3 separate regions of the Homo sapiens genome follow, and all the other regions are linked to region 3. Evidence: chromatin loops called from intact Hi-C (ENCODE). Cell type or tissue: PC-3. All regions are shown on one strand.

Region 1 (5,000 bases), 86 kb after region 3:
CCCTAAATAGTCACTATGCAAATAGGTCTTTTGTCAGACACTTGATTAACCCAATATACAGCCTTTCCTGCAGGATTAGTACTACCAAAGTCGCCTGTTCTTTCACTGTGCTGCTTCCTAGTTTTGTTTAGGGTAGCAGCAGCAACTGAGCAATTCTTTCTCCTGGGGAGGCAGACCACAGAGTTGAGGAACTAATAACTAATTGAATTTCTCTGGTATAATCAGAGTCAATTATTCCTGTATGCACAGCAACACCTTTCAAATTTAGACTAGACCTTCCAAGTAATAGACCAACTGTTCCTGAGGGTAAGCGTCCTCTAACTCCCGTAGGGACCTTTTTTGGCAGCTCCCCAGGAAACAGGGAGATGGTAATTGTGCTGCAAAGGTCTATGGCAACACTGCCTGCTGTGGCAGGGGACAATTGTTGTACGCTTGTGAGGGCACTGGCTGTGCCGGGTATGCCTCGGTTTGTTGAGGGGCCTGAGGTGGGCCACTCTTCCCATTTCCTGAAAGAGGTTGTCCATCTTTAGAACGACACTGATTTGCCCAGTGATTGCCTTTTTTACAATGGGGGCATACACCAGGGCTTTTCTGTTGATTGACGGTAGTAGTTCTTGCCTTTTGATTTCCTTTTCTACATTCCTTTTTTGTGTCCAAATTGCCGACAATTGGAACAAGAGCCTGAGAAATGGGGCATATTCTTTCCTACTCTTAATCCAGCCATAGCCTGAGCTGAAAGAGTAGCCTTATGTAAGTTACCTCCAATGCCATCGCAAGCCTTAACGTATTCAGAGTAATGGCTTGCTTGAATTCCTTCCCTCCTTGCTGGATTATAGTAATGGGAAATTGCCATACTTCAAGGTCTCCCTCGGCTCTAGCTTTTTGAATAGAATTTTGTATAGCACCACCAATTGCTCCAGGTTTTAATGTTGCAACTACAGGAGTGGTGTTTTTCAGCTAATTCATTTTCTCGCCCATTAATGGGAGAGAGAAGAGGTGGCCATTCACTTAATTCAGCAGGTGGAGCCAACGGGCTAGTAAAACATACTTCTTTCAGTTTCCCTTTCTTTAATTTCCTCCGGTTTCTGTTCCTCACATTCAGAATCTGAAATTAGTTCTTTACACTCGTCCTCCTCTTCCTCATCTGAATCTACCTCATCATCTGTTTGAAATGGCTCAAAAGCTGCCTTTATTATCACTCACATTGACCAAAAAAAACTGGAATTTTTGCTCCATCTTTATACGCCTTTTTAAAATCTCTGCCAATTATCTCCCATTCATCCAACTCCATAGTCCCTTGTTCCAGGAACCATGGGCAAAACTCCTTTACCGTACTAAAGAGTGATAACAAATTCTGAGTACTAACTTTCACCCCCACTCTTCATAATAAATGCCTTAAGAAACTTAAATAAGCAGAATATTTGCTTTCACTTTGTCCTGTTGTTACCCTGGTTCTTCCGAGCCCTCAGCTTTCCCACCAAGCTTCCTTTAGTCATCCTTGGGTGTCCTTTGACAATGCATCCCCTGCTTTCACATGCTCTAGTGTTCCTTCACCAGGGCCTTTGTCGCCCCACGTTGGGCAGCCAGGAATGTTGGGGTGATCAGATCCAACACCAGGCCTTGGGGCAACGAAGTCTGGCAGAGTCAAAGGAAAGAGAAAAGACAGTTTGAGAGAGAAAGTGGGTCCAGGTGGCCAACGCAAGTATGGAGGCTGTGAAGGCCCTGAGCTCTGGAAGCCCAGACTATTTATTGGTGGTCAAACAAAGAAACAGGTGGTGAGAATGTGTGGGTCAAAAGGGCAAGCACATGATCTACAGCTGTGATAGTTTAGCATTTCCTTTGAAGCATATGGAACATATTCTGCTACTTGAGATAATAGGGAGCATGTTCTTCCAGTTTAAGCTAGAAGCAAGGAGCCAGCAAGTCTAGACTCATTCCAGAGGCCACGAGGGGTTTTATGCACTGAGCCCTGGACATTATGTCAGACATGCAAGCCCTGCCTCAGCTTTTTTTCCCAACACTCAGCTTTTTCCCAACAAGAAGATGAAGTGTTGTATCTTAGGGGCTCCATCTACAAGGATGAAGTAAGACCGGAGAAAGGGGTGAAATCAGCAAGGGTAACTATCATCATGTGTCTGGAGGTCTGCTGCTCCTTTACTCCAGCCTCTCTGTCTCAGTTCTTCTCATTCCAGAGGTCCCTGTGGACTGTGACAAGGATTTTTCAGAATTCAGAGAGGGAACCAACAAGGGGCAAGCTTGGTTTATTTCTCTTTATTTGGTTTATTCTCATTATTATTTTTCTTGCCTTTTCTACCTCTAATTCCTTCTTAGCCCTTCCCTTTCTGCTTCCATTTCTATCCCAAAATATGAGCCACAAAGAGAAATTTGGGGAATTAGAAGGAAGAGACTTAAGGGAAAATGTATATGTCATTGGTGTATGTGTCAGTTTTCAGTCATAACTTGGGTTGGGGGAAGTCAGTGTACCCTTTACTCTTGCTGAGGAAATTTCTTCTGAGCCTTAGCCACATCCCACTTGCCCAGGGCATCATTCTTTTCTTTTTTTTTTCTGGCATATATCTCTACTTCAGATTCAAACTTGGCCATTACCTCTGGCCAGCCAAGCAGCTGTCCCCTGAGAGGGGGGCCAACTCTCCTGCCCCTCACTGCCTGCCTCCCAAGGCTGCCCTAGGGCTCAGCTGAAGAAGGCGGTTGTGCTTTGCTGCCCCCTGTTGCTCAAGTCCTGCTTTTCCATAGGAGCTGCCGGGCTGTATGTCTGGATGTGACTTCTCCAGGCAGGTCCTCCTCTCCTGCCCGCAGTGCTCTGGCTCCTCAGGGTAGGTTTCTGTCCAGGACATGGCCCCTGAAAGGGCTTGGAAAAAGCCCCCTTGCGTAGTACTGGCTGAGCTTCTACTTGCTGCCCCAGGAACCTCCAGAGAGTGACCCAAACATCTGGTATAGCCTCTAATCTTACCTAGTCAGTCATGTTTCTCTTCAGGCCTCTTCTAAGAACAGTTTCCTGGAGAAACAGAATAGAGTTGTGGTCACTACACTGGAGTCTTCCTGGGGTAGGAGTGGGTCCTTTCTAAAGTAGAAGGGGCTGTGTAGCAAGGGGGCTGTGTGAGCATTTCTAGAAATGTTGTCTGCTGAATTTTCCACTGGGAAAGAGCAAGTCCTGGCGGAGTTAGCAGCAGCTGGGCAGTAGGCAATAGATAGCATCAGGGTCTCTGGATGCTCAGTGGGGGTGGCATCAGGGAACACTGGTTTCCCCAGTAACGGGCGCCTGGGCCTGCAGTGGCAGTCAATTCCACAGAGGATGCCCCGGAGCTTGGCATCTCTCACTGTGCTGTCTTCCCATTCCTGAGACTGGAATATGGAGCTCATGTGGGCTGGGCAGCTTCCCAGCAGTGGTTGGTCAGGATGTGAGAGTGCTGTGGTCCAGGTACCTGTGGACAAGTGACCTGCCACACTGCAAGACCCAAAATGACACTGGACTACATTCGTTGACACAGTTACAGCTGTACCAAAATTTTTTTTCCAAGGTTCAAGTTGGAACATTTGTAAGCCAAGCCCTCATGGGTCCAAGCCTATTTTCTTCACCACACCACACTGAGTGAGGGCAGTGGCTCATTACAGACCACAGTATCTCCCCACCTCCACCCATGTAGATGAGAACCTGGAGCCTGCCAAGGACTAGTGTCCAGAATGGTGCCCAAGTCACCTCCTGATAGGTAGGAAGTGGCCAAAATGAGGTGTAGGACCTCATGTCCTAGAGGTCAAAGCTAAGAGTCCAAGGCAAATGGCCACAAGGCAGAAAGAGCCAAACCAGAGCCCCCCTAAAATGGGGAGACCAGGATGGATAGATAAGAAGAAGGGCAGGCTTTGGCTGGGCGTGGTGGCTCACACCTGTAATCCCAGCCCTTTGGGAGGCCAAGGGGGGTGGATCACGAGGTCAGGAGATCAAGACCATCCTGGCTAAGACTGTGAAACCCCGTCTCTACTAAAAAATACAAAAAAAATTAGCCGGGCATGGTGGCGGGCGCCTGTAGTCCCAGCTACTCTGGAGGCGGAGGCAGAGGTTGCAGTGAGCCGAGATCGTGCCACTGCACTCCAGCCTGGGCGACAGAGCGAGACTCCGTCTCAAAAAAAAAAAAAAAAAAAAAAGAAGGGCAGGCTTTTAGTTTTAGATCTAAGTCCAAAGTACAAATGTGAGCAGAGCGGGCTCTTATGGAGGGAGCCAGTCACATGGGGTCTAGGATGGAGTAACAGTTCAACCCCCTTAGACCCATCCCTTCTCTCTCTGTTTCTCCTTTGACTTCGAAGTTAACAAAAACATTTAATCGCATTCTAAATGCAAAAGCCCCATGCAAACACTTGGAATTGGGAAAAGAGGAGAATACAACAGTTTCTGCCCTCAAGGAACATAAAGTGAGTTCACAGCCTCTTTCTCTTTCAGCCTCCTCTTTTCTCTCTCATTCCTTCACCTAGCAGGTGCTAGGCAGCAACTGTATACCCAGACATTATTATTTCTCTTGCCTTTTCCACCTTTAATTCCCTATTAGCCCTTTCTGCTTCCATTTCTATCCCAAAATATAAGCCACAAAGAGAAATTTGGGGAATTAGAAGGAAGAGACTTTAAGGGAAATGTATATGTCATCGGTGCATGTGTCAGTTTTCACTCATAGCTTGGTTTGGGGGAAGTCAGTGTTTTTTTCCTCTTGCTGAGGAAATTTCTTCTGAGCCTTAGCCACATCCCACTTGCCCAGGTCTTCATTCTTTTCTTTTTTTCTGGCATATATCTCTACTTCAAATTCAAGTTGGTTGTGGGTCTTCCACCTACTTTGTAGATGGAGATGTGGGGGTTGATGCCAATCTGACAGTGACCAGCACTACAGAGTGGAATGGGAACCTTCTCATCTTCCTGCTGGGCTCCCATCCCAGCCCCCAGGCCTCACCTTGCCTCTCCTGCGCAGTGGGGTTCATTCCAGGATGCCCTCCCAATA
Region 2 (5,000 bases), 55 kb after region 3:
GAATTTGAGACATCTTTAAGAGGTACAACCAACAGGTTTGGAGACTGGGTCGGAAGTAGGAAATGAGGAAAATGGAGGAAACCAACACTTATGAAGAAACAAAGACAGAGGCTGACAAACAAAAGCAATAGCCATTCTCCAGGAAGAAAATGGTGGCATGACCATGTGTTTTGAGCAAGGAAAAATTGCAATGGGCTAGAGAGATTTTGAAGGACTTTCTAGAAGAGTTAGAATTGGAGCTGGGTCTCCGACATGGGTAGGATTTTGGTGGGTAGAGAGGACATTCCAGGCTAAACAATGATGCAAGTTAGAGTTCTAAGGCAGAACAGTGTGTGATTTGTTTAGCATGATTTGGTCATGGTTTTCTTGGGAGAGTCCCAAAGAACTGATTCTCCAGGGGGTGTTACTAAAACTCTTATTGAAAGGAGGGACTACAGAGATGAATCTCATCACTCTCCCAGAATGGCACAGAGCTTTTCATGGACCCCCGGGCCACCTATGTAGGAACCTCAGGGGGTCTGTGGACCACTAAAAGCCCAACATGCCTGAGACTCCACAGATACTGGCTTCCACCATGATAAAGGCAAAAAGTCCCTCTTTCCCAAAATCAATACTTTTATTCTCATAGGCCTCCTGCTGTGGTCTAGTCCCCATGTTGAAAGCTGCTGTCCCAGGGTGTTGCTTCACTACTTCTAGGCTCCTGCAGAGTCCTGCCTCATAGGCCGCACTGGTGAGTGAGGCCAGCAAACCCATCAGGGAGACTACATGAATCCAAGGCCGTGGAAGACTTAGGTTTGGATATTCCCTCTGCTCCCTCCTGGCTGTGTGACCCTAGAATAATTACTCACCCTCTCAAAACCGAGACTCAGAGACGTTGGGTAATTATTCTAGGGTCACACAGCGAGGAAGGAGGAGAGGGAGTATCCAAACCTAAGTCTGTCTGACAGCAAAGCCTGTTCTCTCCATCTCTCCAGGTTCCTAAGCCAGGTGAGCGTTGAACCTTTCTTGAATCAAGGTTCCAATTCCAAGGTAGGAAAGCACAGTCAGTCAGGGAAATATTTACACTGAGACCACGCACCCCAGCCCTTTCCCAACCTGCTCTTGTGTGATCCTTTTGAGGTTTTTTGTTTGTTTTGAGATAGAGTCTCACTCTGTCGCCCAGGCTGGACTGCAGTGGTATGATCTCAGCTCACTGCAACCTCCGCCTCCCAGGTTCAAGTGATTCTCCTGCCTCAGCCTCCTGAGTAGCTGGGATTATAGATGCCCGCCACCATGCCCAGCTAATTTTTGTATTTTTAGTAGAGATGGGATTTCACCATGTTGGCCAGGCTGGTCTTGAACTCCTGACCTCAAGTGATCCCCCCACCTCAGCCTCCCAAAGTGCTGGGATTACAGGCATGAGCCACTGTGCCTGGCCTTAAGTTTTTTATAGATGGGAAAACCGAGGTCCAAACGTGAGCAAGGGCTCTGCATGCTACCTCTCTATTTTCTCAGCCCCTTCTGCAGGCTCCATGCCATAAGAACATGGCTCCTAAGGTTCAGGCCTATGGCCCCAGTTTAGGTGGTGCCTCTGCTCTGCTCCCCACCACCCCAGCCTCCTATTTGAAGGCCAAGACTACTCAGCTTTGATTCAGGTTGAATGAGTCATCAAGGGTAAAACAAAGAAGAGAATAAAACAAAGAAGAGAAGGCCTATTCCCTTGCAGATGAAATCAATCCACTCACCTTTTGACATCTTTTTGTTCTAGAATGATGACAGTATGCAATGACTCAGAATCATCACACTCACAGAGACTACTTTGTATTTTTTCTTGCAAATGAAGAGACAATATGCCCAAAAAATGAGCTGAAAATGGCTCATGAAGGGAGGGAAGATGACCTCCAGCACACCAGGGCAGAGTGGGGGCCACATGAAGGTGCAAGAGTGGGAGGGAACCACAACGCCTTGGCAGAGAGGAGAGCAAGTGGGGGCCAAGCCACAAAGCTCTTCAAGGCCAGTCAACAGTGAAACCTGAAGGAGTCCCATCCATCCCCAAGTCTGCTTGAGTTAAAGCCCTGCACCCTCACAAGCAGCTGGAGGGAGGGGAGGAAAGATATTTTCAAAAGAGCCATCATATATGGGGTGTGGGAAAGAAAAACTTGCTGCGTCTAACACCAGAGAGCCTCTCCAAGCCAAGCCATCTGCCTCAGGGCAAAGGAGGGAATGGAAGCGGGAGAGAAGGGTTTGGAGCCAGCTCTCAGCAACATGTTTCTATCTGGAGAAATGAGCTGAGAAGATCTGAATCTTCTCCAGCCTGTTCTGCAAATGTGGGATAATCGGCCCCTGGCCCAAAGGCTGGTGCTCACAGCGTGGCTCCGGCATTACCCAGGACTTTGGTTCTTGGTGATGGGAAAGAGGACAAATTTGGAAGCCAGAGAAGCTAGGGCTGGATGGTCTGGAGGAAAACCTCCACTTCTCTCAGACTGTTTTTTCTGAGGAAACAGATGATTGCAACCTCAGAGGTTGGGAGGATGAAATGATGTAATGCATCTGGAGCTGCTCTGTAAACTGTAAAATGCTATGCAAACGGTGCTTGTTAATGTGTTTACATATATGGGTGAGTTAACATAGTCTGACAGACTGGACGCCAAACTCAGAGTCCAAGGCAATGGGGCATTATATTCTGTGCCTTAGCATCTGGAAAACATGATGAAATTGGAAATGCATTTATTGAAAATGAAAAGTTTTCTACAGAGCTTCCTGTCCTTTCCAATGAATTCCAGGCTTCCCATGGTGCTTGCAGGGCTCTGCCGGAAGCTGCTGGGAAAGCTGACTTCCATTCTGGTTGCTATGAACTCCATTTTTGGTTCTGTTCTGTGACCATCTTCATTTCAGTCACTTGCACCATTATAAGGATTGAAAAGACTCTTGGCAGAAAAGCAGTTTTTTGTTTCATAGCATTAGGGTTTGATATATAATATTATTTTTGAACAGAAAAATTTCACATAAGAGTTCATAAAGGGTGGTATTTTAGAGCTGAAGGGGCTTAGAAGACTGTCTAGTTCAACCCTGAGATTTTTTTCAGGTGAGGAACTGAGGCCCAGGCAGAAAGACTGGTTTTCTCCAGCCCTCACACATGTCAGTGAGCCAGGGTTAAAATCCCCAGAGGTCTGACTCCTATTCATGTGCTACTTCCCTTACCCCAGGGTCAAAAGCTCAGATGCTTTCAGAGTCCAGATAAGTGAGGAGGAGGGCATTGGCGGGTAGGAAGGTAGGGAGTTGTGGGACATTCAGTTTTGTTTACATTTATCCTGTTAGAGGTTTAACGAGCTACTTGAATCTTAAATTTATGTCAGTCATCAAATCTGGGAAGTTTTCAGCCATTGTTTTTTCAAATATTTTGTTCTATAACAATCTCTTTCTCCTTGCCTTTAAGGATTCCAATGACATGAACATTAGACCATTTGGTATTGTCCCACAGATCCTCGAGGCTTTATTCATTATTTTTCAAACACTTTTCTATCTTTCACATTGGATAATTTCTGATGATCTACCTTCTAGTCTACTGACATTACCTCTGTCATTTGCATTCTGCTATTGGGCCCATCCAGTGAATTTATTTCAGATATTGTGTTTCTCAGTTCTAATATATTGCCATTTGGTTCTTCTTTTATATAATTTCTATTGCTTGACTGAGAATTTCTATTTTTCCATTCATTGTAAGAGCATTCACCTTTATGTCACGCAGGATGATTATAATAGATGCTTCGGAGTTTTTTTTTTCCAGTTCCAACATTGTCTTATCTTTTCCCTTGAGAACTGGTCATGTTTTCCTGGTCCTTATCACTTTGGGTAGTTTTAAATTGTTTCCTGGACATTTCATATAGTATACTATGAGACTCTGGGTCCTGTTAAAATCATAAAGCATGTTGAGTTTTGTTTTGTTTTAGCAGGTAATCAACCCCGTTAAGTTCAACAGCAAGCTCTGTCTCATCTTGTGTAGGCAGTGGTCTCAACGTCAGCTCAGTTTTCAAAGCCTTTGTTAATGCTGTTTGTGTTCCACACATGCACATCTTGGAGGTGAGGTCAGGACTTGTGCTGGCTCCTACATGGAATCCCTTTCTCCCCCTCTTTCCTCTGCAAGAGTTCCGTCTTGCCGGAAAAGGACCAGCTCCTTTTCCTGGTCCTCTGGCTAGAAGGATGGATTTCTCTCAGAGCTGGAGCCGCTGATGATGTCACAAAGTTTCATGCCACTTGGCCAGACCTTAGAGCAAAGTGCAAGGGGAAAAAAGTGAGGACTCCCCTGATACTTTTGACATAACAGGGACCCCTTTTCTGAATTTCTGTACCCAAAGGGACAGGTTTTCTCTTGAGATTTTAGTGCTCAAGCTGCTGCCAAGGTGATGGCGATACAGTTTGGGGGCTGCATCTGACTGTGTGTCCAAGCTGAGAGAGAAAAAAAGACAAAGATTTTCCCCACACTTTTTGTCTTGCAGAGGCCCCTTTTCCAGATTATCTATCCAGAAAGATGGGCCATTTCTTGGGGTTGTTGCTGTCTATGACTGCTGGGAGGTCTCATGATTCAGCTCACCCTTGGGCCAAAGCCAGGAGAAAACAAATTCCAGGAAATTCACCATCACCATATTGGTCATTCAGCAAATTTTGACTTCTTTTCGCAATCTAGCTGCTTTTAGAGGACTTTTCAGAGACCTCAGTTAATTGTTTTTTTTGTATTTTGTTAAGAGTGTTTGGTTGTAATCAGTGAGGGAGATAGTGTGCAATGCATGCCTTCCATTTGGTTGGAACTAGAAGTTGAGCAACACAGTTGGAATTCATCTTTTTTGGTTAGTGCTTCCCCAGGACTTTCACGGACAGAATCCCAAAATAGAACCTGTATTTGGGAATCCTATATTCCCTGGCCTGGTGGTGGCAGGTCCCAGGAGTCTATGGCTCCAAGTTTTCTACCTTATTTGGGTAGACACTTAAAACAATGCTCATTCAACAAAGACGTAGTGGGTGCC
Region 3 (5,000 bases):
AGAGCTGAGACTATTTCCCCTTCATCTACTTTCTTTTTTATTCTTTTTTGGAGACAGTGGCTTGCTCTGTCACTGAGGCTGGAGTGCAGTGACATGAACATGGCTCACTACAGCTTTAACCTCCCAGGCTCAGGAGATCCTCCTGCCTCAGCCTCCCAAGTAGCTGGGACTACAGACATGCGGCACCATGCCCGGCTAATTTATTTACTTTTTGTAGTGATAGAATCTTTCTATGTTATCTAGGCTGGTCTTGAACTCCTTGGTTCAAGTAATCCTCCTGTGTCGGCCTCCCAAAATGCTGGGATTATAGACGTGAGCTACTGCTACTTTTTTGTACTGCTCAGGCTTTGCAAAAGGAATTGTCTGAATTCAACTTGAAACACAGATTTTTGCTTTAGTGTACTTTTCATATAAACAGGATATTAAATTTTTACTAATAGATGTGTAATTTAAAATGTGCCAATTTCTGTGTGTAGGTAAAAGGCTTAAATCAAAAGCATGTCTTTCTCATCAGAATGAATAGAGCTAAATGTGGTAAGCTGCTACTGCTCATTGGAACTCGAAACCTCACAGTGTTTGGCTGGCTGCTCTCTTGAACTCCCTTTCTCTCACCTTTTACTCTCAGAATGAATTCACACAAAAGTAAGAGAGCAAACCTGCTCATTATCATCAGCTACTCTGGTTTGTGTGTTACTAAAACAATGAGGCCTGTCATGGTTTCTCTGAAGTTCTCCAAGCACAGGTTACAGTTTGCTGGCTGGAACACTGTTTAAATGCTAAGTCATCTTCCAGGTCTGATCTATTTTGTAACTTAAATTCCATATCTCTTAGAAAACTGAATACTTTGTATGACTCTCCTTAATTATGCAAACTGCTGTTATTATATGCATGCAAATGATCCTGTTAGAAAAAGCTCCAGGAGATGATAATTCACCTTACCATTGGCTGAGATTGCTTGGACTGGGGAGATGGGGCTATGAATGTGGTGGTCCACCTGCTTGTCACTGGAGGGTTAGATCGCAGATGTTAGAAGAATCCTTCATGGGATCTGAAGCTGAGGTCAGACACCCTGGACTCATTTCTGGGAAAGGCAGGAATTCACACAGGGGCCAAGACTTGGTGAGGGCACTCTGCAAACACCAACGGGAATGTGGGTCTTGCCTTTGTTAAATGTAAATAAATAAAACTGGAGGCCACAGTTTAGTACCCAAGGCCAATTACTCATAGCCACATAACCAAAACTTAGCTCTTACTGATTCCCTGCCCCCCAAAACATAAACCTTCAACATAAACAGAACACTCAGTAAGCTTTTCATCTTATCAGCATGATTCAATGAAATTAAACCAACGGATATAGGCAAATCAGCTTACATAGTCATATGCCTTAAGAAAGAATATATGACATCCAATCCTGAAACAGGCCAAAACGCTTCCTCCTTTATGCTCTTGAAACTGAGCTGTAACTGCTGTAAATTTGAGACTTTCTGCCACTTTCCAGTTTGAGGTCTCTTAGTTCATGAACATTTCTTTGTATGCACAATAAACTCTTAAAATCCTAACTTGACCTAATTTTTATATCTTGTATGCAGCTGCTTGGAAACACGACAGTGAAATTCTGGGGTGTGACTCCTAGGCCCCAGCTCGTGTTGGGCCGCAGGCATTTAACAGCTCAAGTGAGCCTGTCCAGCCATCTTCTGCCATCCCACATCAGCGGCCTGGGGGGCAAGTGTTCTATCAGTTCATCCTGCCAGGGATCTGCAGAGTCCAGCAGAATCTTTCTCAGCCTTCCAAAAAGCCCAGTCCCTACTGACTGCCCGTTTCTGTGCCCAGCAGCGTGGCCAGTCACTGGCTCACTTTTTCGCTGTTACGCTGACTTCTCAACTAGACTCTGAATAGTAGAGGCTATTTTGTCCTTTTTCTGTTTGCCACATTCACTTATCCATTCCCTTTCTCAGCACCAGAATGGCATCAAGCACATAGTAGGTACTCAAAAAAGACTTCAGCATTGATTACTTGCTCAAATGGGAAGGGAATGTGCTCCCCAAGCAATGATATTATTCCTTTCAGACAGGCAGTCACTTTGTTTACAGAAACTGAAAATCTCTCATGGGGATACCTGCTTCTCTTTGTGCCTGCTTGTTTAGGATAATTTTATTTTTGCAGCTACTCCAATAATCCCTAGAAAACAGGACCTTGGAGATGCTAGGATTATCTAGTTAGGGTTCCTGAGACATGGCTATCCCCTTCCTGTCTCTATCAACATCACAGCAAAACCAGAGACCATTGATGTGGCCTGGTCTGTAGGGCAATAATACACAAGCCTTTCACACTATCTTGAGTCAGGGCACTTGCGTGGCTGCACCCAGGGCTGCTCTGGGCTGGGTCAGCCAGGCTGACACTGGGGTGCTGATATGTAAAGGAGGCTAAGACATCACTGAAAATGCAATGCAATGGGGAAACCATAGTATTCACTAGATCTTCCTGCTTTGCTAAGTGGATTAGGATGGGGATGGACGCCAGCCTGCCTTTCAAGGGGTAGGGCTTATTCTCGAGTCATTTGTTTTGCTGAATCGAGTCTGCAAAGCTGCACTGAATTGGTGGAGACTGGGTGGAACCTCTAGCAGTGCTCCTTCCCGCTCCGCCTCCATCATTGCCCTGATTCTCTAATAAAATCTTAAACAAATAATTACCAAGTGTTGGTTTGAAGTCCACCCACAAGCCCTGGCCAGCCCTCTTGCACGCAAGGGCTACGGCAGTCACAGGAGCTGGGGCTCTGCTCAGGATTCCTCAGCAATCTCATTTGGAAGGGGCAGTTCCAGCAAACGCCTGCACGCCAATGTCTCTGGCAAAATGACTTTCAGTTGAAATCAGGGCTTTGGAGAAAAACTCCATGTGACAATGATTAGCATTGGGAACATCTGAAAATGCATGCCTGAAGTCCCCGAAGGAGGATTTCCCCCACCAGGTGTTCTTCTTCAGGATCCAACCCCAGGTCAAGGGGAAGGCTGGATAAGCCAGCAGAGGCCGCAGATGGCCTAGGAGGTTCTTCTTACTAACCACAGCAAGATCCTGGACAGGTTCCCAGCCTCTCTGATGAAATAGGAAATGCAATAGGAAAGGTGACAGTATTTACCCAAGGAGTGGCTATGAGGATTAAATTAAGAAGTCCTTATAAAAACACTCTTTGCATGTTTGTACTGTTATCGAAACACATTTGGTCATGATTTAAATGTCAATCAATTAATTCTGCTTTCTGAAAAATCCTCAATTCATACTTTTTTTTTTTCAGACAGGGTCTTACTCTGTTGTCCAGGCTGGAGTGCAGTGGCAGCCCCGACCTCCCAGGCTAAAGCAATTCTCCTGAGTGGCTGGGACCACAGTCACGTGCCACCATGCCTGGCTAGTTTTTAAATTTAATGTAGAGATGGGGGTCTGCCTATGATGCCCAGACTGATCTCAAACACCTGGGCTCAAATAATCCTGCGTCAGCCTCCCACAGTCCTGGGATTACAGGTGTGAGCCACCTCGCTTATTTGAATTCATGCTATTTTAATAAAGATATTCATGAAAGTCTAATCACCAGCTCAGTTTGACAACTGAATTCAAAATGTAATCTGAATAAATCTTACTAAGACTTATAGAAACAACCAGGTGTAAACGGATAAGTGCCTTAATGCACTAATTGTAAGTTGTCATTGGTCATTATAACCACCTTCCTAAACCTTTCCCTTTTCCCACCTGGAGCCCTACAGGCTCTATCAAGCCCCAGGTTTTCAGCCTTGCCCAGTCTTCAGTTCAAGCAACCGCCACTCAGTAATGACAAGTCCTTGTGCTTTTCCCTCAGTTGCCTGGTTAGATGGTAGCTGCCAGCAGCAAGGCCTCCTTCTTGCATGAACTGGCTGACCCAGTTCCAGAACCAGAAATCCTGAGCCACTCCCAAAGGTGGCCTCCGACCGTGTTCTCCCAATATGGCTGTGTTTGGATTGTTCTTCTCCCCGGTCAGAAACAGACACACACACAGTGACAACTTGACGTTCTATCTCCTTAACTACTGCAGCTGACCCTGAGACAGTTCTTCCCCAGTCATAAAAAAAGAAGCATCTGTAAATCCATTTACTAATCTCACATCCTTGCCCTTACTTTATTTTTAAGAAGTTGTTTGGTAGCGAATTGCCTATTTGTGAGTCCTGCAACTTATTCTGGACAATTGTTTCTTAAAGGGGACAGGCTCTTTTTATCTCTGTTTTAAACACATACAAATGTAACAGGATAGCTTTCAACTGAAATTGTACGTATTTATGAGAAAATGCAGGTGAATATTTACCTGATCTTGAGATCTTGAGGTAGGAAAGAACATTCTATACATAAAAGCAGAAGAAGAACCCAAGAATGAAAGATTTTACGGATTTGACTGCATGAAAATGAAAAACGTCCAATCCGTTCCCAAAATGCCCATAAACAAAATGTAGACAACACCTGAGGCCAAAGGTGTAGTGTAAATATCGTGGACTTGGGAGTCAGACATACTCTGAATTCTAGCTCGTCCACTCACTGGCTGTGTGACCTTGCACAGGATGTTCAACCTCTCCAAACCTCGATGACCTGTCTGTAAAATGGGAATAATGATAATGATGATAATAATAATAATGACTGCCTCACAGAGTTATTATCAGGATAAGATAAAGACCTTTTTGAAACACATACCTAATGCTGTTACCATAACACCTGGCATGTTGTACATTCTCAATAAACATTATAATTGTTATTACAGGAAAAATATGGAAACGTGTATTATACACAAAAAATTAATAACTTTCCTATATAAAGAGCACTTGCAAATTAGTAAAGAAAAGATTAAAAGCTCCAATTAAAAATAAAGAAAATTAATGAAAAAATCTCATACAATGAAAAAAATTTAAATAACAAATGAACATATTTTTTAAAAATTACTGTCACCATAATCAAACACCTGCAGCCCCTTCTTGGTGTCAGTGGTCCAA

Evidence for each region. A loop is a pair of places that touch in the nucleus more often than their neighbours do. Peaks named below come from ENCODE experiments on the same cell type or tissue, not always from the same donor. Only the 100,000 strongest peaks of a DNase experiment are listed, where the experiment ranks them.
Region 1: a loop joins it to region 3, with 5 times the contacts of the local background. A loop is called at or near these places in 8 of 110 quality-filtered maps.
Region 2: a loop joins it to region 3, with 3 times the contacts of the local background. A loop is called at or near these places in 8 of 110 quality-filtered maps.

Annotation. Positions count from the first base shown.
Region 1 is chr15:51,279,279-51,284,278 of GRCh38, reverse strand. All of the region lies in intron 1 of CYP19A1 (cytochrome P450 family 19 subfamily A member 1), which reads left to right. All of the region lies in intron 2 of MIR4713HG (MIR4713 host gene), which reads right to left. Among named protein-coding and RNA genes, the nearest start is that of MIR7973-1, 32 kb to the left of the region's middle. RefSeq lists a promoter at 1,718-2,097. In PC-3, a CTCF peak has its summit at 2,718 (motif pointing left); no DNase peak of the experiment used is centred here; H3K27me3 peaks cover 732 bases.
Region 2 is chr15:51,309,932-51,314,931 of GRCh38, reverse strand. The region is part of intron 1 of CYP19A1 (cytochrome P450 family 19 subfamily A member 1); the gene reads left to right. MIR7973-2 (microRNA 7973-2) reads left to right here and starts at 825; the gene lies at 825-900. MIR7973-1 (microRNA 7973-1) reads right to left here and starts at 898; the gene lies at 823-898. In PC-3, no CTCF peak of the experiment used is centred here; no DNase peak of the experiment used is centred here; H3K27ac peaks cover 764 bases.
Region 3 is chr15:51,365,166-51,370,165 of GRCh38, reverse strand. All of the region lies in intron 1 of GLDN (gliomedin), which reads right to left. Among named protein-coding and RNA genes, the nearest start is that of GLDN, 26 kb to the right of the region's middle. In PC-3, a CTCF peak has its summit at 3,006 (motif pointing right); DNase peaks (open chromatin) are centred at 1,235 and 3,075; H3K4me3 peaks cover 753 bases; H3K27ac peaks cover 4,226 bases.